3 separate regions of the Homo sapiens genome follow, and all the other regions are linked to region 3. A link is a loop called in an ENCODE intact Hi-C map of the cell type or tissue named here. Cell type or tissue: dorsolateral prefrontal cortex. All regions are shown on one strand. Each heading gives the region's core, and the rest is flanking DNA. Links, peaks and the distances in the headings are about the cores only.

Evidence for each region. A loop is a pair of places that touch in the nucleus more often than their neighbours do. Peaks named below come from ENCODE experiments on the same cell type or tissue, not always from the same donor. Only the 100,000 strongest peaks of a DNase experiment are listed, where the experiment ranks them.
Region 1: it touches region 3 in a loop (2.4-fold over the local background); 2 of 110 quality-filtered maps call a loop at or near these places.
Region 2: it touches region 3 in a loop (2.0-fold over the local background); 3 of 110 quality-filtered maps call a loop at or near these places.

The regions. Positions count from the first base shown.
Region 1 is chr10:629,941-639,711 of GRCh38, forward strand. All of the region lies in intron 1 of DIP2C (disco interacting protein 2 homolog C), which reads right to left. It overlaps LOC124902361, which reads right to left. Exons shown (of 1, transcript XM_047426106.1): 1 at 1-9,771. It overlaps DIP2C-AS2 (DIP2C antisense RNA 2), which reads left to right. Exons shown (of 2, transcript NR_147612.1): 2 at 1-1,315. Among named protein-coding and RNA genes, the nearest start is that of DIP2C-AS2, 6.3 kb to the left of the region's middle. RefSeq lists enhancers at 1-158, 2,190-3,124. In dorsolateral prefrontal cortex, for the core only: no CTCF peak of the experiment used is centred there; DNase peaks (open chromatin) are centred at 1,501, 3,461, 4,113 and 5,671; H3K4me3 peaks cover 3,410 bases; H3K27ac peaks cover 7,061 bases.
Region 2 is chr10:389,348-399,118 of GRCh38, forward strand. It overlaps DIP2C (disco interacting protein 2 homolog C), which reads right to left. Exons shown (of 37, transcript NM_014974.3): 10 at 9,762-9,771; 11 at 1,393-1,516; 12 at 917-1,026; 13 at 644-746. Among named protein-coding and RNA genes, the nearest start is that of DIP2C-AS2, 230 kb to the right of the region's middle. In dorsolateral prefrontal cortex, for the core only: a CTCF peak has its summit at 5,428; DNase peaks (open chromatin) are centred at 2,964 and 5,474; H3K4me3 peaks cover 455 bases; H3K27ac peaks cover 3,004 bases.
Region 3 is chr10:784,217-793,987 of GRCh38, forward strand. No RefSeq gene overlaps it. Among named protein-coding and RNA genes, the nearest start is that of DIP2C, 99 kb to the left of the region's middle. RefSeq lists enhancers at 3,462-4,383, 4,679-4,823 and a cis regulatory region at 4,745-4,758. In dorsolateral prefrontal cortex, for the core only: a CTCF peak has its summit at 5,404; DNase peaks (open chromatin) are centred at 3,185, 4,185 and 5,395; H3K4me3 peaks cover 1,403 bases; H3K27ac peaks cover 990 bases.

The sequences.
Region 1 (9,771 bases), core at 689-8,688, 150 kb before region 3:
CCGGAGACGACGAACTTGGCTCCCCACGAGGGCGGCCTATTCCCCACAGTGTCCCCCGGGGGCCACACCTGCACCCACCTTGCTGAAGATAATTCGCTTTCTCATCCGTGAAAGAATAAAGTCGGATTAACTCATCTCCACACTCACTTCCAACTCTAACAACCTGTGTTAGGAAATCAAAGGTAAGGACTCTGACCACAAACCCAAGAAGCAAAACCCGAGACTCACGGAACGACGCCACCATTGCAGTTCCCAGCTTGACTAGTTGTTTTTCTTTTCTGGTCTGTTCTGCTCTTTTGGTTTAAATAATTAAAGATCCTTGTTGACAAGTAAAAAAAATTCTTTATGAAGCTAAAAAAAGTGGTTCTAATTAAACATTTAAACATTCTTCCATATACTTTTAAAAACAGTTGTAATTATAGCTCTACTTAATGTTAAGTACTTTAACCAAATGAAAGGTTAATTATACAGACTGGCAATTATAAAAAATAAGGTAACATATTCATGGCATTATGAATAATTAATAAGAACTCTTCGATTTCATTTAGACCAGGGATTCTGTGCTAATATGCTCTCAGCTGTCTTGAAATAATGGTGAAATTTTAAAATTAGTTTTGTACTTAAACATGTCCCCAAAGTGAAGCACAGCGGCCAACGTCCGTCACGGTGCCGAGCAGTGCCAGCCGCTCTACCATGGCCGACGGCCTGATTCCCAAGGGCTGCGTCCCGGGGCCGTGCTAGTGCAGTGAATGTTCAGGAAACAGACCAGGTGGCAGGAGGGAGTCTTGTCCTCAAGGAACCTCATAAGTCTTGCTAGGGGGACAAACAACGAGAGAATGAAACTGGCAGCCATAGAATCCGGGCCTTGATGCCCAGGCCTCGCCATGCATACCTGCTGGCCGGCATCTCCCTGAGACCCGTCTGGCACAGGCAACGGCAGGGCCCGGCCCTTGGAGCACAGGGATGGCAGAGCAGGGTCATCGAAGCAGGTGGCGTGCAGACAGTGGCTTCTCCGCAAGAGCTCCTGGCTCTCAGGGAGCTGAGGGCTCCTCAATGGGGAATTCTGGCTGAGCTCCAGGGGAAAGCGGGTTGGAGGCCTGGCTCCTCCGCCCCCATCTCCTCTGCCCCAACCCTGGAAGGGGGTCAGATATCAATGCTAACATTTGTGCTGACTCAATTAATTCAAACGATTCACAAAAACAAACTTGCTTAAAGTATTAATTTCCTAAAAAGAACTAAAATGAGTTCAAATAATTCACATAATTAAATTATTTTAATTGTTAATTTAATTAAAACATCTCAGTTTTCAAAGCACCACGTGCCTTGGTACTTTCTCCTTATTACATGTCCCATCTTCCAGGGAGGTTTCCTTCCACCCACTGTAGCAGCGGATTCTGGTGTCTCGGGTGTTCCCAGGCTTCCGTCAGCCCCTGGGGGGTTTACAGTTCTGCAGCAGTCTCCATCCTAATTAATCTGCATAAGAACATCCGTCCGCAGGGATGTCCTGTGGCCCTGTGGCCACGTCTGACATGCAGCTAAACACTGGACGTGTCACCTGGCGACAGCGGATGATGAAACTGTGGGCAGGGTAGCACCTCTGGGCGCCAACACTCTTAACATGTTTTTTTTTTACAAGACCATTCTTTAATGGGTGAACCCTGAAAGGAAACGCTAAAGATTGTTTTTAAATATTTTTATATAGAGACAAATCTTTATCAAACATTCACTCAATGCTAAATGTCACTTCTCCAGCCAACCCCTTTAAAAAATACCTAAAACTAAGACTGGAATGACACCTTCAAACACATACTCTAATAATGCATTCCCGGGAGCAGAGAGAGCTTAGCAGCTTAATGTTTTCATGATATACAAGCATGAAGTTTGGCGAAGGCATTTTCATATGTTTACCTGAATATTTTAATAAAATCAAAAGATCCCTTTCACTTTAATACTCTACTTAGAATGTAATTTTCCATTAAATAAATAGTCAATGTTCTGTAACCCACATGCTGATAAACTTCAAAACTTTAGAAAGTATTAAGCGTAATCAAAGATTACTTTTAATTTTTGAGCTGGGAAGAGCCTGTGCCAGGGAACAGAGTTGAGATTGAAGAGATAAAAGCACGATTATTTTATGAAAGAAAAGCGAAATTCATAAAAGAGACCATGTGATTCTATAAAGCAACACAGAATCCGTTTTCAGAAGAGGCAAACGTGGACCACAAAACGCCAGTGTTGCCTGTGAAGAGAGAAACAGTTAAAAGGAAGAATTCGCGGTGGCCCAGTATAGGTCAAGGTGTGGGAGGACAGGGAGGCGATGAAATGATCCTCCTTCTAACTTCCCAGAAAGGTACAAGCGGCCAGCACTGTAACTGGAAACCACGCGGGCACCAGCGTGAACTCAGACCCGACAGCCAGCACCGTAACTGGAGACCATGCGGGCACCGGTGTGAACCCAGACTCCACGGCCAGCACCGTAACTGGAGACCATGCGGGCACCGGTGTGAACTCAGACCCGACGGCCAGCACCGTAACTGGAGACCACGCGGGCACCGGTGTGAACCCAGACTCCACGGCCAGCACCGTAACTGGAGACCACGCGGGCACCGGTGTGAACCCAGACTCCACGGCCAGCACCGTAACTGGAGACCACGCGGGCACCGGTGTGAACTCAGACCCGACGGCCAGCACCGTAACTGGAGACCACGCGGGCACCGGTGTGAACCCAGACTCCACGGCCAGCACCGTAACTGGAGACCACGCGGGCACCGGTGTGAACCCAGACTCCACGGCCAGCACCGTAACTGGAGACCACGCGGGCACCGGTGTGAACCCAGACCCGACGGCCAGCACCGTAACTGGAGACCACGCGGGCACCGGTGTGAACCCAGACTCCACGGCCAGCACCGTAACTGGAGACCACGCGGGCACCGGTGTGAACCCAGACTCCACGGCCAGCACCGTAACTGGAGACCATGCGGGCACCGGTGTGAACCCAGACTCCACGGCCAGCACCGTAACTGGAGACCACACAGGCACCGGTGTGAACTCAGACGCAACGGCACCCTCCTGGGCTGCTCCAGCCACCACCAGAACCCGTTCTGCAGCTGAACTCGAAGCTGATTCTGGAAGGAACTGAGGAGGATGAGGACGAGATCCTTCTACCTCAACCGGGATCAATTTTTTAATGATTTCTTTCTTTTAGAAAAATGTTAATAAGATACTTTGTTCTAAAATGACCAGGATTTCAGCAGCTTCTACATTTCTTCATGTCAATCAAAGCTTAGGCACGTGGGTTACTTCACTGTTCTCTGTACCCTTTCCAAATAAAACCCGGGGCCGCCTGTGTACCCAAGAGCCTGGGCACTGAGCAGAGAGAGAAAACGTCCAGGGCAACAGCGTTCACATTCCGGCGGTGCCATAGAGCAGACGGGGGGAGTCCGAGGCGGTGCCGCAGAGCGGACGCGGGGAGTCCGAGGCGGTGCTGCAGAGCGGACGCGGGGAGTCCGAGGTGGTGCCGTAGAGTGGATGGGGAGAGTTCGAGCCACAGGTGGCCACGCCTCCCCTGCCTCCGGCCGGTGCCCACTGCTCACGCATTCCTCTCTCGGCCCATCCTGAGCCAGGGGGCCCTCGCGTCACCCAAGGCCACTGCAGCACCTCCAGGAACAAACCACCCACAGATGGACTGCTCTCCATGCAAGGTGCAAAGATTGTTTTTAAAACTGCTCGGCTCTGGAACTTATCCCAGTAACAGGCTAGATTAAGAAAACTGACTAAAAACAGTAGGAGGAAAAACTCCCTCCACCCATTGAAGCACAAGAAATGCAAACAGCCTCTGAAATAACTGCAGACGAGTTTTCCTGGGTTAGGTACGCGGTGGGGTGACCCTACCCCATAGCGGGGCCCCGGCACACAGTGGGAACTGACGAACATCTCTGAATAAATGCAGGAAAATGCACTCAACTCCCAAACAGAGACAGAAACTGCTTTTTTTCCTTAAAAGCTTCTCTCTTTTATTCTCAAAAAGACTCTCTTTGGTGGCTTCACTGCTGAAGGGACAAGCCTGTTGTCCCCCTCCAGCAGGCTGGCCGCCTTCCAGAAAGCAGTCCTGGACAGTCTCCAGATCCTATGGCCCTCACATCCACCTTGCCTAGTGATCCCGCATTATGAAGCCTAATCATCAGAAAGAGCCTCCCAGTCCACAGCTCAGGAGTGGCGTTTTATTCAGGGAAACACTAATAAAAACCTGGGGCTCAGCGTCAACGCTGTCCCCTAGATACTGAGGCTCCACACAGATGGCACACAGACAGGCCTCACCCCTTCCTGGTGCCCCAAGTCTCTCCTAACATTTTATTAGCTGAGTTTTCTGGCGGTTTGTTACTTTTCACCTGCCCGTCCAAGGCAGCTACACTAAACTACTTGTCCAGGGCAGATCCACTCGTAATGACCATCAGCTCAGAGTTGGAAGTAGCGCTGGAGAATGAGGTGGTTTCAGGTTGCTATGCTTCCCTGCCCTCTCTTCCAGGGATGCCAAGTAAGTTTCTGCCGTGGCTGATGATGTCAGTACTACACTGAAATTAGTTCAACGGCAGGCCACCAATTAGTACTTACTGAACAACGTCCTTAAGAGTGAAACCCTGTCTCTACTAAAAATACAAAAATTTAGCTGGGTGTGTTGGTGAGCACCTATAATCTCAGCTACTGGGGGGCTGAGGCAGGAGAATTGTTTGAACCCAGGAGGCAGAGATTGCAGTGAGCCAAGATTGCACCATTGCACTCCAGCCTGGGCAAAAAGAACGAGACTCCATCTCAAAAATAAAAAAAAAAGAAAAAGAAAAAGAAAAAGAAAAAAATGATTCTCACGACACTGTCAACATCTTAAGTTCTTCCGGAGGGTAGCGTAAAATTATCACACACAACGTAAAGCCAATTAGATCAACATTCTGTCCTCACCGATCCATACCTAAATCCTTATTTCTAATTGGCCCCCAATTTTTCAGAATTTAAGAAGACTGAGAGGAATAACCACGAACAAGCAAGATTTACGCAGACGTCAGTCTTCCCAACTCTCGCTCAGGAACTCACCCCAAACTCCTCCTGTGGAATCAGCCTGGATAACAGTCCCTGGTGGCTACACAAGAACAGAGAGAGGATTCCACGAACCCATGACACACCCCACCCTCCAATCCAAGGCAGAGGAGAGAGGCGGACAGTCACAAAAACCAGAAGAGCAGGGAACTGTGATTCTTCTGATTTAATGTAGGTGATTGGGCCAAAAAACAAGGCAAATCCACCTGTGAATGGGGTGGGCTCCCAGCTGGCTGTGGATATGAAGGAACTCACTTTCCTGCACACTGAAGTCCATCAGCGTCTCCACATCGGCCGGCACCTGGGCTGTGATCGCCCCTCACAGACTGGGATAACAGTGGCCTCATCTGGACAGGTTGTCAAGGATGGATGGATAGACGTCCTGGACAGACACTGTACAGAGACCAGGGACTGGGCAGGGGGAGGTGGCACAGCCTTAGGGCCAGCAGGGGCGAGGCCGGGAAGCCGGGTCTCTGGGGCGTTGAGGGCCCATGGGGGCCTGGGCGAGGGCCTGCGTCTCCTCATCCAACAGAAGCAGAAGCGGCCGCGCAGTGTGGGCTGCAGCTGCGGGGAAGCAGCTGGTATGACACAGCAGGAGGCCGTGGCCAGCCCTGGAGGAGGGGCCCAGCTGCGGGCACTGCCCCAGGAGCCAGCATCCTGAGCCCCCGGGGAAGGCGGGAAATTGCCCCTGGGCACTGGGCGCTCAGGCTGGAGGTGGTGAGACCTCGAGGCCCTGCAGTCAGGGAGGCGAGGGCAGAGGTGGCCAAACTGCAGCTCAGTGAAGGGTCTTGTCAGGAAAGACCCCCAGAGGCTGCCTCACCGGCCCAGGGGAAGTTACTTCCAGCCCAGAGGCTCAACGGGGTCCTCGGTGGTGACACTTAACCTTGTCCTCTGACAGACGATCATCGAGATAGAGTCACTCAAACCTCTGCCAAGCTCTGCACCCAAGTGAAGCCGTTACCACAGATGCTGAGGCAGGCAGTGCTCATCTCAAAACTGTACAAGTGGTTTCTTTAGCCAGTTCTCCACATTCTTAATGACAATCCACACTACATGTGTGTTTCCAGCATCAACCTGTGCTCATAGCTACATACAAAATAACTTTATCACAAGGAAAACTAGGTGGTGAACCCAGGAGGAGGAAATCCCCACAAGTCGACAGAACACCAACGGCTCGTCGGCTCGTCGGCTCTTCCCGGCTGAACCCAAGGGTGCTTGGCTTGACTCACTTCCATACCAATTTCCAGATGTATTTTTACTTTCCCACATTTTCATTATGAAAATGTTCAAACATATTTAAAAAGTGGAAGAACAGTACAATGAGTGGCCAAGTTTTCTCCACGTGGAGTTCCGACAACTAACATTTCGGTAGATTTGCTTTCTCACTCTCTCTCTCTGTAGATTATACAGAGAGACAGATTCGTTTCTCCTCTGGAGCCAGTTGAAGGTGACAGGCTCCTGCCACCTCGCCGAGTCCTCACGCACGCGTTCCCTAAGAATAAAGGACCCTCTGCAGCCGCAGAACCATCATCGGCAGACAAGAACCATTTCAGAGCATCGCTGTCCACTTTATATTCAATAAGCACAATTCTCCCGAAAACGTCTTTTCTATCTGGGCCACACACTGCGCCGAGTGACTCTCCTTCCCCATCTTCGTCAGGGACAGCCTCACACCCTTTATCTGTGATGACTTTTCGAGAGTCTGGGGCCAACGTCCTGCAGAACGTCCCCCAGATGCATCTGTCTCTCAGGGCATCATTAAATTCCCTCTTATGCACCTCAGTTCCCTGTAAACAGGAAGTTTCAGTCTCGAGGCGCAATCACCTTCCGTCATACACTTCTCAGCAGCTTCCCGGTGAGGCTGCTGGTTCACGAGGGGCGGGAGCTCCTAGTCCTGCTCCCCGACGGCATAGCTGCGACCGGCACCACATGGGACTCGTGTGCACCAGCACCCACATCCCCGCATCAGAAACACCTGGAGGGGCCGCGGGCAGCCGAGACACCTGGAGGTGTGAACTGCACAGGCGTGGGGCAAGAACAGGGTCAAATCATAACATAACGTCTGATTCCACACGGTCCCACCTGCGTAAGATGGTGACATTTCCCTACCAGGTATCTGAAGCCAGAAAATCTGACAGAAAATTCACAACCTGCCTTTGTCCACCTAGGCTGCTGTAACAACACACCATAGGCTGGGCGGGGGCTGACAAGCAACAGAAAATTCACAACCTGCCTTCGTCCACCTAGGCTGCTGTAACAACACACCATAGGCTGGGCGGGGACTGACAAACAACAGAAAATTCACAACCTGCCTTTGTCCACCTAGGCTGCTGTAACAACACACCATAGGCTGGGCGGGGGCTGACAAGCAACACAAGTTCATTTCTCACAGCTCTCAGGCTAGGAAGTCCATGGTCAAGACCTGACAGGTTTGTCTGGTGAGGGCTTCCTGGTTCACAGACGGCGCCTTCTCACTGGGTCCGCACACAGTGGAAGGAGCGAGGGAGCTCTCTGTAGTCCCTTTTATGAGGGCACAAATCCCATTTATGAGACCCTCATGACCTCCTCACCACCCAAAGCTCCCCCTCCTAGCACCATCTCCTCCGGGGTGAGGATTCCAATTGTGAATCTTGGGGAGACACAAACATTACAAAAGCCCATCATTTAATTTTGTTTAAAGGCATTTTTGCTTCTACAAAGTCTCAAGATAAAATCAAAACAAAGAGGTCTTCAGAGGAGTCAATCCACACAGTTCTCCCAAAAGGGCAAGCAATCGATTGCCACCACTTTTTACCCAAGACCCGCTGAGTGCCCTGGTCTGCATGACTGATTCTAAATCACCGTCCTCTCCTCTGCCACTCAGAGGTCAGAGTCAGTCCAGAGCTTAACACCAAGGCAGAGCTGACTGAGAGACACAAGCTCATCCATTAAGACAAGCCAAGACTCCTGCCCAAGGCCTAATCCCTCCACCAGGGAAACGTGGAAGGGCCAGATGCCTGGCAGCCCTTCCTTCCTCTTCTGAAGCCCCCGAGACACAGCCCCGGCCAGGTGTGTGCCTCGGGCAATGCACAGGTAACGTCAGCTGGGCACCGAGTCTGAGAACATGTTCTCAAGTAAAAATGAAAACAGGACTGCTGTGAAAAGCTCATGCTTAATCACCTCTGGGCTAAATTCTAAATGCAATGTTATTTCAGAGCTAGGTGGAAGTAATTCCTTAAAAACATATATGAACAGTAACTAGCAACCAGGGTGATAAGTACTCAGTATGTGTTTGATGAATAAATGAATTTTTAAAATTTATGAAAAGAGCACGCTCTATTTAGGAGAATTCTATTTAATTTGATCTCCTAACTATAAAGTGGCTCCTTCGTGCTGACAGCAGGGTTTGCTTCAGTTGACTCAAAAAATGGTCACTCTAACAGGAAACCAAAAGGCTTTACAGAGAGTCAAATTATGGTGCCAATTCAACTGTGCATGGCAATTTCACCTAAATATTTAAATTCTCGAAGCACCGTACTCAGAAAACAAGACATAACATAAATAAGTGCATCGCCTCAAGCACTATCACCTAGAACTTGACAAAGTTTGACTGTGAGTTTCAAGAAAAGGGCTGACGAGGCCAAGAAGTTCCTTCCCCTCTCCCCTTACCTCCCATTTTGGTGACAAACTTAATGCAGAGAAATTCCTGTTTCAGGTTTGCCAGCATTGGAGCAATCCTGGCATTTATTCACCCAGGACACTAGAAGGCTGAAGTCTGCAGGGTGCACATATTTAAAATCACGGGAGCACTGGAGTAATGGAAAGAGGTGCCCGCGAAGGCATCATCCTTTCCAGGACAGGCTCTAATTCCGCCTCCGGGCCCTTTTGCAAAAAGCCATTTCTACAAACCCACGGCCACCAGGAGGAAACACACAAAAGACCCCACTGCCCTCCTGGCTTCCCAGAAGGCCTCAGAAGGACGAGACACGGAGCCCGCACACAATCCTGGACCCTCCTCCTTGCATTCAGTTTGATGCATGTCACCTGCCTGCATGATGGAGGTCCCACAATGGGCACAAGGGGACCCGTCAGGTCGGGAGGATGCTGCCCGGCTCACAGTCCACACATGGGGACGCGTCAGGTCGGGAGGGTGCTGCCCGGCTCCCGGTCCACACATGTGGACGCGTCAGGCCATCAGGGTGCTGCCCGGCTCACGGTCCACACATGGGGACGCGTCAGGTCGGGGGGTGCTGCCCGGCTCACGGTCCACACGTGGGGACGCGTCAGGTCGGGAGGGTGCTGCCCGGCTCACGGTCCACACGTGGGGATGTGTCAGGTCGGGAGGGTGCTGCCCGGCTCACGGTCCACACATGGGGATGTGTCAGGTCGGGAGAGTGCTGTCCGGCTCACGGTCCACACATGGGGACGCGTCAGGTTGGGAGGGTGCTGCCCGGCTCACGGTCCACACATGGGGATGTGTCAGGCTGTCAGGGTGCTGCCCGGCTCTCAGTATCAGCCGCATATGCACATTCTCCACTGAAGCCACTGCATGAAGCCACGCTGGAAGCACTTTCTGGCAGGTTTAGGAAGCTCACGTCCAAGGTCATTAAACGCATGGCAAGCTCGCCTTGGAGGCATTTTACTTTGCTAATGACAACGAAGCATTCTCATTGCACTGAATAGTTTAGAGCAGTCTTTCATGTC
Region 2 (9,771 bases), core at 554-8,553, 400 kb before region 3:
GTGCCATTTCAGTGTGGTTGCCACAGTTCCCTCCACTCAAGTTCCCTCCACTCACTTCCCCTCTTTGCCTCCCATACCAGCCCACCCGGGGGAAGGAAAACACATCACGAGCACCAATGCAGAGACTCTGACTCAATTGGGAGGGTGGGTGGACACACAGGCGTTTTCTTTACAACTAAAGATATGCTCATGTGCACCCAGGGATGAAGCTCCACGGCGTTAACAGCGTCTCCCCAGATCCACATGCTGAAGCCCAGGCCCCGGCGTGGCTGTGTGGAGAGCGCACCTTTCAGGAGGTCCTTTGCATTCAGTGGGGTGGTAGGGATGGGTTCCTAACTGCACATCTTCTCACACCTCCTACGAGAAACCTGGAAGAGACCCCCACTGGGAACTGCCCAAGGACACGCTGACCTCAGACCTCCGCGCTGTGCGGACATAAATGTCTGCTGTTGAAGCCGCCCAGTCTGTAGTATTTGCTATGGTAGGCTGAGCTGATATCCTAACTCAACAATAAGTTCATGTCAGCGGAGCTGGGCACAAACTTCACGCTATTTCTATGGCTCCTCGTGGGAGTGATGTGGCCTTCGTGTCAGGTGTCCCGGTTAGAACCAGGGTCCCAAGGAGTCAGGGTCTGGCACCCCACCTTCCGTGTAGCCACACGCCTGCGTCAGGGCCTGGCAGTGTGTCAGCAGCGCAGTCCTCGTCACCGTCACACCCAGCACACTGCCATCCTTACACGTCTTGTACTGAAACGAGACAAAGCGTGAGGGAAGTGGGGCTGACAGGTCACGGCAGTTTTTCTGGTTACTTGAGGTTCTCCAAGTCCCTGAATTTTGGCACTCGTGTAACCGTCAGAAACACACGTTAGTGCCAAGGCCACACTCAGGGCCAGTGGAGGAGGCCAAGGCTGACTCACCTCAATATACGCAGTGTCGTTATTGGCATCTTTAATGTGTGGGAACCAGTCTCGGGGCGGTTTGGAGAGATGTTTAGACTCTGTGACAAACCACAGCAGCTTTGGCCAACCTTGGAAATAAACAACAAGTTCCTTTTAAATGTTACTCTGAAAGTCGGTCTGTAGAATTTCTCCCCATTTATGTGGTACCCTTTCAAACACGTCAACTAGATCGAATCTCTGGTGTCTCCGGACTTCACGAGATCTAAGACATCAACAGAAGAGCACCCAAGCCGCCACCATGCGTTACCTCACGTCACCCCACGGGCTGGCAACTCGGCTGTGTCATCAGGGACGAGAACGCGTGAAAACTCGTGGGTCTGTGACTGACGTTTCATTCCACAGAGGATTGAAACCGAGGCGGGGTGACGTATTCCCGCACCCGTCTTCTGACAAAGGACGTGGGCATGCGAGCTCTCGGAGGCTCGGTGGCTTACCTTTAAACTGTGGGATCTCTCCCGTTGGGCTTTTTGGAAGTCCTTTATGGCAGGCGTCACTAGTCAAGGCTACAGTAACTCCACAGCTTCCAAGCAAGAAACCTATCTGCTGGCTCCCTGCGTCCTGAGAGGGCAACAGAGAGGAGTTGAGAATCCACGACCTGCCCCACTCCGCCCAGCCTTCGGCCCTCCCTCCAGCGTTCACACAGACCCTCGAGTCTGCAGAACCAGGATCCAACCCCCAGCCCTGCTGCTTGGTATCTGTGGGACCCTGAACAGGTGAGACTGCATGGCCTCAGTGTCCTCACGTGTAAAACAGGTATAGAAAGAACAGCTGTCTCCCAGGTTTGTTGAGGGATAAATTAGAAGAGGGTGTGGAAAGTGCTCAGTGCAGGCTGGCGTTCAGCGGGTCGCGTTAAGAGCCTGCTGTTATAGCTCTCTCCAATTCCATAAGACTATGATTATACAATGCAATTACTGTAGAGAATAGACAGGGCCTGAAAAAACACTTCTACTAACATGCTAACACCAAGTGCCTGATCTTTAAAACACTCAAAGACCAAAGGCACGAAAGGCACACCTGTCATGGGTGCCAGGCAGGGCACCTCGGCCAGAGGAAGGAAGACCTGGGTCACTTTCTCCTCACCCTGAGCAGCCCAGTCTCAACGAACTAACTGAAGCTTGCTGAAACAGGCCACTGCTGTGCAGCCCCACTGGAGACACCAGATACAGGTGGCTCCAGGCTGCCAGCTCCGGTTTGGGAAGGTCAGACCTGAACAGACCTACGCCAGTCGTCACTCCTGTCCAGCTGCCCAAAGGCAGGTGGGCGAGCAGCCAAGGCACTCGCATCACTCTCTCTACGCCCACCAGCTGTGCCAGCTGTGTGGGTTTTCCATTATTTGATTCATAAAATAAACTGAAAGCTCCAAAACAGCCAGGGTTCCAGGACCTAAAAATGCCACATTGTAGTGAGCAAGTCACCGTCTTCGCTCCCCAGATGGCTCAGCATGAACCCCTCAATTATGGACCCTACAAGGCCTGGTTGCTGTCAGTAATCAGAGGCCTGGCTGTGGATCTTCCCACCTGTTCCCTGATAACAGGAAAACATGAGCTGAAGAGTGGTGTTTTCACCTGGGTAAATTAGGCAGATTTAAAATTTCAAAGCTGTAGTCTCTTAAGTGTTTAGTACTTTTCTTATTGTAGATTTAAATCTACAGTGAAAACGCCTCTCTGTGGAATTTTCATGGAGCAACAGCCAAATGAGCCAACCAGCACATGCAGGGCAGCTCCCCAAGATCTGGCCGCCGGGAGCTCTGCGGACAGATGGAACCCACTTCGGGGACATCTTGTGGTGCTTTTCACACAGATGCTGCTTGCTCAAGTAAAGCCCTAATCAGTCACTTTAATGTGAATCTGAACATCACATTAGCAAACGTCCCGACTCTTGAAGGGACACAGGTGAGGGGCAGAGGTGGGGCGACATCAGCTTCTGCAGCAGGAAGGCGGCTCTGCTGAGCCAGGAAGTGCCGGGCCGAGGCAGGAGAACACGCGTGACTGTCACAAGACGGAGGAACGGCTGAGGCCAGTCGCTCATGGCTGTGGGTGGAATGCTGACCTCAGGCCAGGAGCCAACCTTTCGCTAAACCCTGCCCTGGTAGTGTCCGCCCGTGATTTAATCCCCCAAATGATAAAATCATACACATAAGAAGATCCCAAAAAATAAGGAAGAGACTGAAAACCACAGGAGCAGCAGGCCTGGGAGGATGCGGCTGCTATTCAGCCAAGGTGAGGCTGGGCCTGCTGCTCCTCCGCACGTGTAGAGTGCCCCCCGCGGCCCCGTCAGACGCCAGCCCTCAGCACAGCTCTGCCCAGCCCTGGCCAGTGTGCTCAGAACAGCACTTAACCATGTCTCACCCTACACACCCATGTGGGAGGCAGCCCAGTGGAGTCTTCAACACACATACGTGCCCAGGTACACACGCGCCCAGGTACACACGCGCACACACTCACATACACACACACACACTTAACACTCTCACACGCGCCCATGCACACACGCGGATGCGCACACTCAGCGCACACACACACACACGCCCACGCACACACACGTCCCCACACAATACACAGACACTCAACACTCACACACACGTGCCCACACACAGGCGCGCACACACACTCAACAAAGAAAGGGACCAGACAGATGGACCCTGCACACAGCACCTGAAGCAAAGGGCTGCGGGTCCTCAGTGGGCCTCACGACCTCTGCCGGTGACCCAAGGACGGGACCCGGCTGCACCTGGACTAGTGGCTTTCCTGACTCACAGGCCTCAGTCCTCTGTCCTTGGAAAGGTGGCGTCGGCCTCAGTCTGGCTGGATCTGAGGCCAACTCCGGGAAACAGGTGCTACATCTCAGGAAAGTGAATAAAAAGAATCCTCCCAGGATGCATTCAGAAAACTAGGTTCTCATCAGGGTCTTTATTCGAAGACACTTCTAGCGGCTGTAGGACTGGCAGATGGAAGCAATATTAGGATTCACATACTTAACTACACGAATATGCTCATCTGACCTCACTTTGACTTGCACCATAGCCAACAGATTCTTTCAGTTAAAAATAAGAAAAGTTCTCTAAGACCAATAAGCTGCTACTTTCTAAAGGCACACTTCTGAAAGGATGGCACCCAAATGGCCAACAGGTCCATGAAAAGGTGCTCCACATCACTAATCATCAGGGAAACGCAAATTAAAACCACAGGGAAGCCAGGCGCGATGGCTCAGGCCTGTAATCCCAGCACTTTGGGTGGCCACGGCAGGCAGATCAGTGGAGGTCAGGAGTTCAAGACCAGCCTGGCCAGCATGGCTAAACCCCAATCTCTACTAAAAATATAAAGATTAGCCAGGTGCCATGGTACGCGCCTGTAATCCCAGCTACTCAGGAGGCTGAGGCAGGAGAATAGCTTGAACCCGGGAAGCGGAGGTTGCAGTGAGCAGAGATTGCGTCACTGCACTCCAGCCTGGGTGACAGAGCGAGACTCCGTCTCAAAAAAAAAAAAAAAAAAGAAAAAAAAAGAAAAAGAAAAAGGAAAAGGAAAAAAAAAAAAAACAACCCACAAGGAGACATCACCTCACATTTCTTGCACTGGTTACAACGTGTTTATCAAAAAGAGGAAAAATACCCGTTGATGAGGATGCAGAGAAAAGAAAACCCTTGCACGCTATTGGTGGGAATGCAAATTAGCACAGCCATTATGGAAAATGGTATGGAGATTTCTCAAAAACCTAAATATAGAACTACCATATGATCCAGCAATCTTGCTACTGGGTATTGGGCCAAAGGAACTGAAATTGATCAGGAATCCAGATTATCGGCATCCCTACATTCACTGGAGTGTTATCCACAAGGGTCAAGAAGACAAATCAACCACAGTGCCCAAAGACCCACGAATGGATGCAGAGCAGGCAGAGCCGGCACACTGGGCGCTATTCAGCCTTCAGCGAGGAGGGAAGCCGGGCCTGTGCTGAACCGGAAGGACATTACGTCACACAGTGGGCGCTATTCAGCCTTCAGGGAGGAGGGAAGCCTGCTCTGTGCTGAACTGGAAGGACATTATGGCACACAGTGGGTGCTATTCAGCCTTCAGCGAGGAGGGAACCCTGCCGTGTGCTGAACCAGGAGGACATTACATCACACAGTGGGTGCTATTCAGCCTTCAGCGAGGAGGGAAGTCTGCCGTGTGCTGAACCGGAAGGACATTATGCCACACAGTGGGCGCTATTCAGCCTTCAGGGAGGAGGGAAGCCTGCTCTGTGCTGAACCAAAGGACATTACGTCACATAGTGGGCGCTATTCAGCCTTCAGACAGGAGGGAAGGTGACCGTATGCTGAACAGGAAGGACATTATGCCACACAGTGGGCGCTATTCAGCCTTCAGGGAGGAGGGAAGCCTGCCACATGCTGAACCGGAAGGACGCTAGGCCACACAGTGGGCGCTATTCAGCCTTCAGGGAGGAGGGAAGCCTGCCACATGCTGAACAGGAAGGACGCTAGGCCACACAGTGGGCGCTATTCAGCCTTCAGGGAGGAGGGAAGCCTGCTCTGTGCTGAACCGAAGGACATTACCTCACACAGTGGGCGCTATTCAGCCTTCAGACAGGAGGGAAGGTGACCGTATGCTGAACAGGAAGGACACTGTGCCACACAGTGGGCACTATTCAGCCGTCAGTGAGGAGGGAAGCCTGCCGTATGCTGAACCAGGACATTAGGCTGCCGGAAATAAGCCAGGCACAGAAAGACCAAGGCTACATGAGCTCATTTACACGTGGCATTTAGCAGTGAATAGAATGGTGACCACGAGGGCTGGGGGGGAGGGAGGAGTTGGGGGGAGGGAGGAGTTGGGGGAGGGAGGAGATGGGGGGGAGGGAGGACATGGGGAGATGTTGGTCAGAAGAGACAAAGCCTCAGATTGGAGGAAGAGGTTTTGAGATCTATTGCAGAGCAGGGTAACTATAATAAATGAAAATGTAATCTACATTTCAAAATAACCAAGAGTATATTCCAAATGTCTTACCATAAAAAATGAGAGGTAAGCAAGGTGACAGATATGTTAATCAGTTTGATAAACATTCCACGTCGTATGCATATATCAGAACATCACACTCTACCCCATAAATGTATATAATTATAACTTGTCAGTTAAAATAATATTTAAAAAGTAAAATCAAGTCACGGTGTCTTTAGACCTGAGAGGCTCGGCCTCAGGGGAGGGTCTCTGTACTTCACCTGTGAAATCACTTGTGGCTTCCCTAGCATTCTATCCCATGACCACTGGTTGGCACAGTAAAGGTTTCTAAATGCCTTGTTAAGGTCTGTGCGTTCTCCACAGCTTTCTGCAAAGCCTGAGGCATCTGTAGGCAAAGTCACCTCAGGGTTATATTGGCACAGAGAGGGCAAGACAGGAATGTCAGCCCTTTCTTCTGAGAGGGGTTTTGGTGCTTGGTGATAAAACCATAGCCACAGAGGGCCCCTCCCTATGTCCTGGAGGTGAGGGACAGGCAGGGGATCTTTCCTGTCCCCGTGTCCTCATCACATGCACAGGTTACAGTCACTGACACGTAAGTCCCCAGGGACCTCCCAGCGTGAGAAGTCCTGGCCTCCTGAAATGTCCCCACACTGTTCTCCTGCTATGCTCCCTGCCCTCGGACCACAGAGAGTCCCCCCGAGATGCCCCTCATCCCCATGTGGACCCTGCCCTGTGCACAGTGAACGTGCAGCCTCTACTCGGGTACAAGGGGCTCTCAGCTGAGGGGGACTGTTGGGTCCTCCTGTGGGAGAGGAAAACTGTCCTCTTCCTCCATCATCACTGCCACAGCTTCCCAGCCACGTGGCCTTGGAAAGATTTCTGATTTGTTCAAAACGTACGGTTTATGTCTCTACTACCATTCAAAGGTACTTAATTCATTATTTCAAAGCATCTTAAATGTGTTACAGTGAAACGTTTCATGGCTGAAATAAATGCCACCTTGGTATTTGGAGCTATGCCTAGGATTTGAGATAATAGGATGGCATTTCTGCCAACCTGAGAGCAGCACTCCAACATGCTCAGGAAAACCACCTCCCCCCTTTATCCAAATCATTTTCCTCTACAAACCAGCCTGGACTGGAGGACACCAGGCTATACACTTTAACATGGATAAATACAAATTATTAAAGTGAAGAAAAGAATAATTGTTACGAATAACAATGATAAATGTTTTGTGTCTGGTTATTGAACCATCACCATATGCTCATGCCTACAAGTTCCTGCAAATCATCATTTCACTGTCGCTTAGAGACCTCAGAGCATGTCCAGAGAGCCCCTAACCATGGACATGAACATCAGCTGAAGAGAAGCCTTGTAAACTCCTCACTAGATCCCAGGACTGGGGTTAACTATAGTACTGAGGCTGTCATGTAAGCATGACTGGAGTCCTCCAGTCCTTCCACTTTTCTCACCTGTTGTGAAGACCATGGGACCCAGGGGATGAGAAAGCACCTCACGGGAAGTCTGAGCTGTCTGATGCACACGTGGAGTGCTGGCTGCAAATCCGGTGGGGGGGGGGGAAACTGGCTGCAAATCCGGTGGGGGGGAAACTGGCATTCTCCCATAGCAGCTACCACAGACTCCCCTGCCTCTGCCAGACACGAGCATACTCAGGAGGCCAAGCATGAACCTCCTGGCTTTGTACATAGGAAATGAAAATAGCAATCATCTTTCCTGTTTCCAAAAGGAACCCCGTGTTCTCTCCCTTCCCATCCAAGGGGAAGTTTGAAATGCAACCATGTAACTGGCACAGACTCTGAAGAGATACCCACGTGGCAGATGGTTTTCTTAAATATTGAGTCAACAAACTTTAATGCTGGAGTAGCCACAAAGACAGCTGAAGTTTCTTTGCCTGGGCTACCTGTGATTGTTGCCTTTTAGAGCTGGAAGAGTCACCCACACTGTGCACACATTAAAGATGTGCTAAAGGGGCCAGGCGCAGTGGCTCACACCTGTCATTCCAGCCCTGTGGGAGGCCGAGGTGGGCAGATCACCTGAGGTCAGGAGTTCGAGACCAGCCTGGCCAACGTAACAAAACCTCATCTCTACTAAAAATACAAAAATTAGCCGGGTGTGGTGGCACACGCCTGTAATCTCAGCTACTCAGGAGGCTGAGGGAGGAGAATCGCTTGAACCCGAGGGGCAGAGGTTGCAGTGAGCTGAAATCGTGCCACTGCACTCCAGCCTGGGAGACACAGCGACTCCATCTCAAAAAAAAAAAAAAAAGTGCTGAAGGGAGCTGATGGTTTAAGGGCAGTGTGCACAGGCACATTGCAGGTTCAGACCTGGGCAGTCCCTTGGGGCGCGTGCTGCTGGCTTCCTCCTACACGACTGGCCGCCTACAGGGAGCAGCAGCGTGACCTGCACTGCAGCCGCCCCACTTCATGTCTCTTACAGTTACCGTAACTGCTTTACAGAAGAACAAACCATCCACATGGACTAAAACCTTACATTGGTATGAGCGTAAGCCAAAAATAAAATTCTAAGCCCCTCAACCAACTGAAGAGACCTCTTCCCTCAGCCAAGGACATTCCAAAGTTAACCTGAAAAACCAGTTCAGCCATGATGGGAAGGAGGGGTCGGACATGCCCCCCTTACTCCCTCATCCTCTGTTTGAAATTCAGACACAGTTGACCAGCAATGGCATTAAAACAGACACCTCCAGACTGACAAAGCTGACTCTCTGGAGCAATAAGATACCAACATGACAAATAGCAGGCCCTGAAAGAAATCGAAGTATTTTACCTCAAAATATATTTCTTTGACATAGTTTGAAATAGCCCTATAAAGCTCTCTCTTGTGGGGAAAATCTACATTCTGTAGACAATCTCCTTCCCTTTCCAGGTCCTTTTCCTGATCCAGGGGAGAATTAACTAAGAGTCTGGCACATTTTTAAGTCTGATAAGAACCATTTACACCTATTCTCTCTGAAGCCTGCTGCCTGGAGGCTTCCTCCACATAATAAAATCCTTGGTCTCCACAACCCCGAACCCTAAGACACTGGCTTCTATTGATTTCAGGGCTTTAGATAAACTCTTTCAACCAACTGCCAATCAGAAAATCTTAGAATCCACCTGTGACCTGGAAGGCCCCCACTGCGGCTTCAAGCTGTCCCACCTTTCTAGACCAAATGAACATATGTCTTACATGTATTGCCTAATGTCTCATGTGTCCCTAAAATGTACGAACCCAAAAGCTGCAGCCGGACCACCCTGGGCACACGTTCTCAGGACCTCCTGAGGCTGTGGCATGGCCACGTCCTCAACCTTGGCAAAATAAAATTCTAAATTGAAACCTGTCTCAAATACTTTTTGATTGACAACGCACATTAATTTCTTTACATTGGATTAAACAATAATTACAATGGCAAGTTTAGTAGCTTATTTTCATTATAGAATAAAACCTGACAAATCATAGGTCAACCTTGGACTGGATGTCAAAACACCTGAACAAAAGCAGCATCCACCACCCTTCAAAATAATAATTAAAAAAAAACTATCATTTACCCCAATTCTAGTGCACATGACACCAAGGAACAAGATTCTCAAACACCCTTGCTTTACTGACCAAGAGGCTGCTGATCCACGTTTGACCCCAAAGCAAGCTGTGCTCCACCTCCAGGACGCCCATCCCAGGCTGCAGGGCCCACTAGCGACCGCATCCCTTATCGAGGCAACCGAAGGAAACCCAGGGCCCCAGAAACAGCGAGGAGACCCTCACCCAGCCGGGATACAGCCACCGTGAAAGCCATCTCACTCAGCGAGAAACCGAGCAAAGGGCGCATTCCTTACCTTCCTGGTG
Region 3 (9,771 bases), core at 1,184-9,183:
GGGGTGACCGAGAGGCCCCGTCCCTCCGTCCACCTCCCAGGCCGGCCAGCACCTGCTGACGGGGGTGACCGAGAGGCCCCGTCCCTCCGTCCACCTCCCAGGCCGGCCAGCACCTGCTGACGGGGGTGACCGAGAGGCCCCGTCCCTCTGTCCACCTCCCAGGCCGGCCAGCACCTGCTGACGGGGGTGACCGAGAGGCCCCGTCCCTCTGTCCACCTCCCAGGCCGGCCAGCACCTGGTGACGGGGGTAATTGAGAGGCCCCGTCCCTCTGTCCACCTCCCAGACCAGCCAGCACCTGGTGACAGGGCCAAGGCGGCAGCCGGGGCAGGATTTGCAATGCCTCCTGCAGGCGACAAACTGTCTCCCAAGGCCAGACGCAGACAGAGCTGTCACCGCTCCCACGCCCGGCGTTCCGGGAGCCTCCCTCCCATCCCCAGCAGCAGACGCCACCTGCCCCCCACCTCCCGCCCCGGGGTCTGAACTCCCAGCCAAGCCCGGCCTCTGCACACAGCAGTGAGAAGCCAGGACCTACGCACACCCCTGGCCGGCTCCCCGCTGGCCCCTCTGCGCGTGGGAGCTTCCAGCCTCCCGGGTCTAGGGGACTGGGGGATGCGTCTTCCTCCCGCCCCCGCAGCGCCCGGGGCAGGAGTGGCATCGGCGTCCCCGGCGTCCCCGCATCGGGCTTCTCTGGTCCTTTGTGAATCGGGCCTGAGTCATCCCCGGCTCACGGCTGCGCCACGTACCCACTGGGCGCTTTCCTCCGAGCGCTGACGACAGCGACTCCACCGGCAGCTGCTTCCCAGCGTCTCACGGCGGGCCCTTGGCTCCCCTCTCTGCTGTTTAATCCGCTGAGGAGCCCTGGTGAGCACGAGAGGGGCTCGTGGCTGATCAATGCGGGCCGAGGCTGCTGGCACCTTTCTCCAGGAAACACACCTGGCGTCCTGCAGGGGCCGGACCGGAGAAGCCCTGTGTGCCCCATACAGCGTGTGCTGCGGGGCAGCCTTTGTGCCCTCGAAGCCGGCCAGGGCCTCCGAGGACTGTTCCAGGAAGGCTCCAGAGAGCAACGTCCCCAGTTCACTCACAGCTGGCCGCCCCCAGCCCCCTGCCCGCAGCACCCGCCGTGTCTCCTGCTGGGAAGAGTGGCTGCTGTAGCTTCCTCCCCCTGCCCCTCCTGCCCGCTCTCCTGCCCCATCAGCATCTCAGGGCCGCATGGAAAGCTGCGGGGTGTCAGCACAGGCCAGGGTGGGCTGTGGAACAGACACCCCAAGGCAGGGCGTTGGCAGGCGAAAGCTCCTGCCTCCCTGGCGTGCTGGCTGGAGGGGTCCATCGGCCCCCAGGACACTGCCCTCCTTCATGTCCCCGCGCAGCCCTGGGAGGAGCCTGGAGGGTCAGTGCCGACTCTGACGTGCCCCCACAGGTGACAGTCATTTCTGCCCAATTTTATTGTTCAAAGCAAGATGCCTGTGGCAGCTGCCTGAGCACGTGGGGTCTCCGGCCCAGAGGTGCTCCTTACCAGTGTGCAAGTGAGAGGGGGGACTGATAAATAAATGGGAGGCGGAGTAGGCTGATGGGGGTGAGGGGTCTCACCACAGAGAACACACTGGGAGTAGGATCCGAACCTCGAGACCAGCTTTGAGTGTCTAGGGAAGTCCTCGTGGGGGGGTATTTACTTTACAGCGAACCACAAATGTTAAGCTACAAAGTGGCCTAGAGGTAAGGAGGACCCTGAAGGCCAGTCCCCAGATTTCAATGCATGGCGTCCTGCAGGATGGAGCCGGGCGGGGCTGGCCGGCCAGGGGAGAAGCTCCAGGGTCCAGGGGCACCTTATCTCTAAGGTCAGGACAGGACCGAGGGAGGGCTGGGGAGAGCACCTGGGCGGACGAGGCCTCCAGCCGCACACAGACAGGGGAGGGCGAGGGCTCTAAGCAGGGCGTTATGGCCGACACAAGGCGGCCTTCGAGGAGCTTTCCCAACTGAATTGCAGCTGGAGCCCCTCCAAGAAGAAGTTTCAGCCTTGCCACCGGATGCCATTTCTCAAGTGCAGACTCTTCCTTTTAAAAATGAAATGAAAGGTCATTGATTTCTTTTACTTTCCTGGGGAAAAAAAAATTGTTTTTGAGATGAGGTCTTGCTCTTCGACCCAGGCTGGAGTGCAGTGGCGTGATCATGGCTCACGGCAGCCTCAGCCTTCTGGGCTCAAGCAGTAGGCCTGCCTCAGCCTCCCAAGGTGCTGGGATTACAGGTGTGAGCCACTGCACCCAGCTAACTTACTTTACTCTTTTCATAGGCAAGAACTGTGCACAGCACCAAAGACCCCAAAGTATGCAGGGGGAAGTATGCAGGGGGAAGCGTGGCCCCTCCACCCCGCCCTCCCTCCCCCGCTCAAAGGCAACCACGACTTCCAGCCTCTGCTGACTCCCATGGGCGCCTGTGGTGCGGGGGCGGGGTGGGGCGGGGGTCCTCGTCTCGGGTAAGGGTGTGGCCAGCACGGGGTCCAGGCCTTTCTCTTCTCCCAGGAGACCGCCTTGAATGTAAATCTGACATCACTGCCCACTGCCCTCAGGGTCAGCTCAGACCCTCTGTGCAGCCGTTTGGGTGGACACCCCACGCCTGCCCCCAGCCGGCTCTCAGGCCTCAGGCTACCAGGGTCCCTGTGTCTCCGCACACGACGCTGCTCCATGTTTGCTGGATGACTTCGCCTTGTCCGCGGCCGAGTCCACCTGCTCCTTGAGGCCCTACCTAAACGCACTGCCTCTTCCTCCCCACTTTCTGCAGAACCACCCCGCCCTCCTCTCAGACCCCAGACCTGTCCCTTCCTCAGCTGTCACAGGTGCAGCCACGGGCAGCACCGCATCCCCCAAATCCATTCACTGAAGTCTCAGCTTCGACGTGTGGTATTTGGAGACGCAGCCTTTTCAGAGGTAGTTAGGGTAACTGAGCCGGGAGTGTGGGGTCCTGATCCCATGGGCCGTGGCCTCCAGGAGAAGAACAGACACCACGTGCTCCCTGCCTGTGCAGAGGGAAGGCGCGAGGTGGCTCCAGGAACCAGGTCGGCCGGCACCTTGGCCCGGAACTTCCAGCCTCCAGATTGTCAGAAACAAATCCCTGGTGTCTGCGGTGTTGGGGCTGACACGCGCTCTGCCTGGCTGCCAGGTCCTCTGCAGGCGGGGACGGTGCCGGCCATTGCTAGATCCCTGGGGCGCAGCACAGACTGCGGGAAACAGGCTCACCAGCCCGGCTGCACGCACCGAGGCAGCGTCCAGACTCGAGACATCCTCCAGCCACGGGCGAAATCACAGCCATTGCTGCAAAGTTCTTGCGTCCTGTGAAAACTGGATGTGAGCCTCTCTCTGGTGGCAGCTTCTACTAGTGCTTTTTTTTTTTTTTTTTTTTTTTTTTGAGACAGAGTCTCGCTCTGTCGCCCAGGCTGGAGTGCAGTGGCGCGATCTCGGCTCACTGCAAGCTCCGCCTCCCGGGTTCAAGCGATTCTCCTGCCTCAGCCTCCCAATTAGCTGGGATTATAGGCGTGCCCTACCACGCCTGGCTAATTTTTTATATTTTTGGTAAAGACAGGGTTTCACCATGTTGGCCAGGCTGGTCTCAAACTCCTGACTTCAAGTGATTCACCTGCCTTGGTCTCCCAAAGTGCTGGGATTACAGGCGTGAGCCACCGTGCCTGGTGAGAGTTGGGTTTTAGTTTTATTTTGTTTTTCACAGATTCCGGGGGTTGAATGGCAAAGAGGCGGGAGCAGGCGGAGGTCCATATGGAAGTTCAGACTCACCCCGCAGGAGTTCTGGCTGGGAGGCTGCCAGGACAGGCAGGATGTGGGAGCCGCCCTGGGAGGCCCCTCACTCTCCCCACACTGACCTCACATCCCCGTTACGTTCCTCATCCCAGGCTGGGCCAGCCACTGGGCGCTGGACAGAGCTTAGGAAGTAGGATGGCTCCGGGTGGGTTAGAAACCAGGTGCACGGCAGAAGCCGGCCTGGAGCCGCCCACAGCCCCAGCCATCCTTGGAGGGCCCCAGCCGAAGGAGCTGGTGCAGCTGGACACAGAGACCCGCTGGTGATGGGACCGGGCCACACGCTCCTGCAGGGCCCAAGCCGAGACCCCTGGCTGGAGGGTCAGCACCCAGGGTGGCAGCAGCTGCAGGGGGTCTAGGGAAGGACCGGGAGCAGAGCCTCAGCTCGTGCTGCTGCTCCATACACAGAACGCGCTGCGCAGGGGATCCTAGGCTTCCTGGGAGTCACATTAAAAAGCAACGTGAGACGGGCGGGGTTAATTCTGACGGTGATGTGTCCTCTGACCACATATCGCTAACGCACCATCATCCTGGTGTGGACTCGGAGGAAACACCACATGGCTTCTCTTGCCAAACCACCCACGTGTGGCAGGTGGTCACCGTGGAGCACGGGGGCCCAGTGTTTCTCAGACTGAAATCACACACAGACCCTCTTTAACAGAAACGAAAGTCTTGCCACTGCCCAGGGTTTTGATTTAATGGCTACTTATGCTGTACAAACAGCTTAATAAAACTGGGCACAAGCTCTTGCTGACTTGTATTCCGCCATAAAGCCGAATAGCCGCAAATAAAACAAATGTAATTAAAAACCAACATGAACATAACTTGGTGGGTGATGTTTTGCCGAGACAGCGCTGGCTCCAGAGGCCACTCTGGGGCAGGGGGACGTCGGCTTGGCTGTCCTCTGTGCGCTCCAGCTGGGAGGCCGCTTGGCCCCGCTGGGCTCAAAGGTCCCCCTGACGGACGTGCCTTGATGTTGCCACGTTGGACGGGATTAAAGTGCTGAGGCTGCTGTGACGGGTCAGGAAGACAAACTCGGCCCAGAGCACAACTGCGAGGCACACAGCCTTCCCAGAATGGCAGCAAAACCAAACATGGCCCTGGGAGGCCGCGGGGAAGTCCTACCTTGCAGAGCTCTGCTCCGGGGCCAGGGGGCGCTGGCTGGGGCCCCTTTGCAAGGCCCATGCGCCCTTCGACACCAGCCCCCGCCACAGGCTGCGCAGGCAGATGTTGCCGCTGCGTTTCCTCGCCAGGTGTCCATGGTGCCCTGCCCAGCGCTGCAGGCTCACCCAGTGTGGACGCAGGGGGCAAGGGAGCCTCTCCTGGGTCTCTGTCGCACGCCGATGGCTGTCTATCTGGGCAGGGGGTGGGGCTGGGGCCTTCGCCACGGGTGTGTCTTTCCTTTTTGTTTCCTGACGTGGAATTCTGTTGGGATTTTTGGGGACGATGACAGTAAGAACATCAAGGAGCTGCCACTGGATGGTGGAGCCGCCTCGTCACCAGAAGATCGCTCCAGCTGGCGTGGTGTCCGTCCCCCTGTCCTCCGGGAACTTTCCAGTCTCTGGTGAGCCTGGCCACAGACGCCCTCGTGAGGCAGCACTGGCCACTGGCAGGTCTGCTGAAGCCACAACCACACGGACAGGGACGGCTGGGCCGGGCTTCTCTGGCACTGACACTGAACCTGCGCGCGTGGTTCTGGGTGCCCTGGCAGTGGCTGGATCTGCCGCATGCAGAACCCCCTCCTGGCCCAATTGTCTGCACGAGGCAACCGGGGCGTGGGGAGGTCTGAGCTCCACAGTTCAGGCCACAGCACCCGAAGATGGAGCCTGGGACCCCTTTGCCTTTCCAATACGTGATGCCAAGAATTTCCCCAAATGTCCTCGGTTTTATCCCCGAGTGCGACATGGCTAGAAAGCGGAGCAGAGGCGCTGAGGGCAGGAAGAGGAAGATGCGCCAGGCCTCCCAGGCCAAATGCCAGCCCCATGCTCCTTGTTCGCTGGGCTCCTGCACTGCCCACTCCATGCACACATCCAAGCGGGCACAGTCACTGCCCCTCACGTGCCCAGGCCCACAGCCGCCCCCTGACCTCCAGCAGGCACTGGCGAGGCAGGGCAGAGGCTGCCAGGATAGAGATCAGTGGACAGAGACCTGGAGACAACGCAGGAGGGGGCCGTGTGCCGGCCTCACTCAGGGCAGCAGTCACCGATGGGGAGGGGTGTGGCCTGCGAGGCTGAAGTCTGAGCTGCTTTGCGCCAGGCCCAGCTGCAGGGAAAGCTGTAGGGCCAGTGAGTCTCCCTGCCGGGTCTCTCCCCAGCAAGCTGTAGGGCCAGTGAGTCTCCCTGCCGGGTCTCTCCCCAGCAAGCTGGTCAGCCCTCAGCAGGAGGTCACGTCCCGGCCTCCAAACCTGTTTCTGGCAGCCACAGACCCCTAGTCAAAGGGACCTGACGAGCCCGTGGAGCAGGGCTGAAATAGCCGGCTTTGGAAAAATCCAGCTCTAAGACTGTGTGTGCACGCCTTAAAAACCATTCAGGGCTGGGCATGGCAGCTCACACCTGTAATCCCAGTGCTTCGGGAGGCTAGGAGTTCGACGGCAAGACCCTGTACTACAAAAATAATTAGCCAGGCATGGTGGTGTGCACCTGTGGTCCCAGCTGCTTAGGAGGCTGAGGTGGGAGGATCACTTGAGCCCAGGAGTTCGAGGCTGCAGTAAGCCAAGATCATGCCACTGCACTCCAGCCTGGGCAACAGAGCCTGTCTCAAAAAAAACCTTTCAGGTGGAGCTTCTAGGAAAGGTGGTCTGCAGCAGGCATCCCTGAGCTGGGCCCCCAGGCACTGTCGGGGTGACGCTTCTTACCTGGACCACCATCTGTGTCCGCTGCACTGCACTTCCCCTCCTCCAGCACCGTCATCTAAGGGTGAGGCCAGCCAGGGGCCAGGAAGAAAGAGGCCTCCAGGGGTCCTCAGAAGTATCTTCGTCCCCAAGGCGGCTCCTTCCAGGCTGGCCGCGGCATCTGTATCACCAGCCTGCGCACTAGTGTCTGTGATGAGACGCCATAGCACAGGCACTGGGGTCCAGCACATGGAGTCTCAGATGGGCTTCCTGCCTGGGTTGAAGGGTCGTTCTCTGCTAGGGACAGCCATCGGCTCCTTCTCAAAGCCTCCAAGAGATGTGTCTGTCGGCGTCTCAGCCACGCATCCCTGTCTCAGGGACTTGCCTGAGCACAGGGCCGGGCCTGGTGTCTGCAGCTCTGACAGCACCCAGGGGATGCGGATTGGGCCACACTTTGAGGAGGACTGGACTGTGACGTGCCTTTCACAGAGGAAGGAAGGACAGGCAGGAGTCGAGGCAAGGAGTCGAGACAAGGCGAGCCTGTTGCCAGCGAGTCACAGAGTTGTGCAGGGTCTGCCGCAGAGCTCCCAGTGCACTCCAACCCTGCCACCGGACCAGCTAGGCCAGACCCCCAGGGAGCCGAGCACCCCAGCTTTACAGTTTTCCCAGGTGGTTCTGAGTCACTGAGCCACAGGCAAGCCTGGAGCCAGGAACAGCTATGGAGGATCCAGATGCAGATGCACTGAAGCCCACACCTGCCCCCCAGTCCAGCCCAGTGAGTGTGCATGTGTGTGCATGTGTGCACCTGTGTGCGTGTATGTGTACCTGTGTCTCTATGTACATCTATGAGTGTGTGCATGCATGTGTATGTGTACATGTATGAGTGCGTGCATGCATTCCTGTGTCTGCCAGTGTGTGTACATGTATTTGTGCGTGTGTGCATGTATGTGTTCACATCTGTGTGTGCACATGTGTGTGCCTGTGTGTGCATGTCTGTGCCTGTGTATGCACTTATGTGTGCCTGTGTGTGCATCTACCTGGGTGTGCACGTACATGTGCCTGTGTGTGCATCTACCTGGGTGTGCACGTACGTGTGCCTGTGTGTGCATCTGAGTGAGCACAGATGTGTGCGCATCTACCTGGGTGTGCATGTATGTGTGCCTGTGTGCAGGCACCTAGTTGCCAAACAGATCACGCCGACTCACTAGTGATATGTCAACAATAAAACTGGATTGTCATCTTTGTAGAGCAGTAGTTCTCAAAGTCAGTTCTTCATCAGAAATCTAGGGGCCAGGCCTCCAGGCAGCTGTGACACAGCCAACGGCCAAGAGCTGCGGGTATTGATCAGACTGCAGGGCGTCGGTCCTCCCAAAAAGGTGGGCACAGCTTGTCCATCAGGGTTGTGGGTGCGGGGCAGCTGTGTGGGGCCCCTTCCTCTCCCACCACGACGTCTGCTCACACAGGGTCTGTGTGCCTCTCTGGGTGTTCACCTGATAATACAGACCTGGTGGCCCAGTCTTCACTCACAAGCATAGGTCCCAGGCTGCTTACCAGCATGTGAACTGGCTGTGTTGCAGTCAAATGCTCGGCCCCAGTATAGTCAGCGTTCACTGGGAAGGGTCAGGTCTTGTGAAGCCTTGAGCACCACTGGGCAGGGGTGGCCCTCAGGACTGGGCCATCCACGGGAATAACATGAATTAGAAAACAGAACACTACTAAATATTTAAAATTTTTAGCCAGGTGTAATGGTGCACCCCTGTAGTCCCAGTTACTCGGGAGGCTGAGGTGGGAGGATCCACTGAGCCCGGGAGATGGAGGCTGCAGTGAGCCATGATGGCACCACCGCGCTCCAGCCTGGGCGATGGAAGAAGACCGTGTCTCAGAAAAAAAAAAAAAAAAAAAAAACCTTAAAAATAAAAGTGTTTTAAAAGCTCTCTAATGTTTCTTTTCATGCTTATTGTTGGAGATAGCTGCACCGAAAGACCACACTCTGAGTCACTGCTGTGTCAAATTAAGTCAGGGCTGCTGGATAACAGCTGTTCTATTGCTGTCACTGATTTCTGGTGTATCAAAAACAGTCCAAATAAAACATAAATGGGATGAGAAGGGGCTGGAAACCAGAAGAAATGGTGTAACATGTTGCAGACTTCAAAAACGGAGCCACAGCCATGGTTTTCCCATCTAGCACTCACCCTCTATAGCTTTGTTTCCTTAAAGTAAACGAGTCTGAGGAAAAAATGGCACACAACTTTGAACCATGCTATTAAGCATTTTTAAACAGTTCTTCCGACTTTCCCCTGGTGCTCAGCTCTGTCACAGGACCAAATGCTGGCCGAGCACTAGGGCCTGGGTGGACCAGGATCTGTGATATTTGTGTAAACAATTTAGTACTTTAGGCCTAGAATGCTTCCTTCTCAAAGGGCTCCTTCGACCCTCACTACTCCGTAAAATGGGCAGGGGACAGCTGCTCATGCACATTTTAAACAAGTTCAAAGGATGCAGAGAGTAGAAGATTCAACCCAGGTGTTCAGAGGCAACAGTGAATAAAAGTCAGGCTTGGAACCAGCTCTGAGAGTTGAAGGAAAATAAATTCAATATTAAAAAACCAACCATATTTCTATATGCTTGCAATGAACAGTTAAGCAATGGAAAAAATCACATCAAAATATGAAATCTCTACAGATAAATTTAACAAAAGGTGTGTAAGACTTGAGTATGTTGACTACCAAACACTGAAATTAAGTGAAACAGTGACATTAAGACCTAAATAGAGAATCAGAGGACCTAATACCGTCAAGATGTCCGTCCTACCCAATGTCGGTCCTACGCAATGTCGGTCCTAGGCAATGTCGGTCCTACGCAATGTCAGTCCTACCCAATGTTGGACCTACGCAATGTCGGTCCTACCCAATGTCGGTCCTACGCAATGTCGGTCCTAGGCAATGTCGGTCCTACGCAATGTCAGTCCTACCCAATGTCGGTCCTACGCAATGTCGGTCCTACCCAATGTCGGTCCTACCCAATGTCGGTCCTACGCAATGTCGGTCCTACCCAATGTCGGTCCTACGCAATGTCGGTCCTAGGCAATGTCGGTCCTACGCAATGTCGGTCCTACCCAATGTCGGTCCTACGCAATG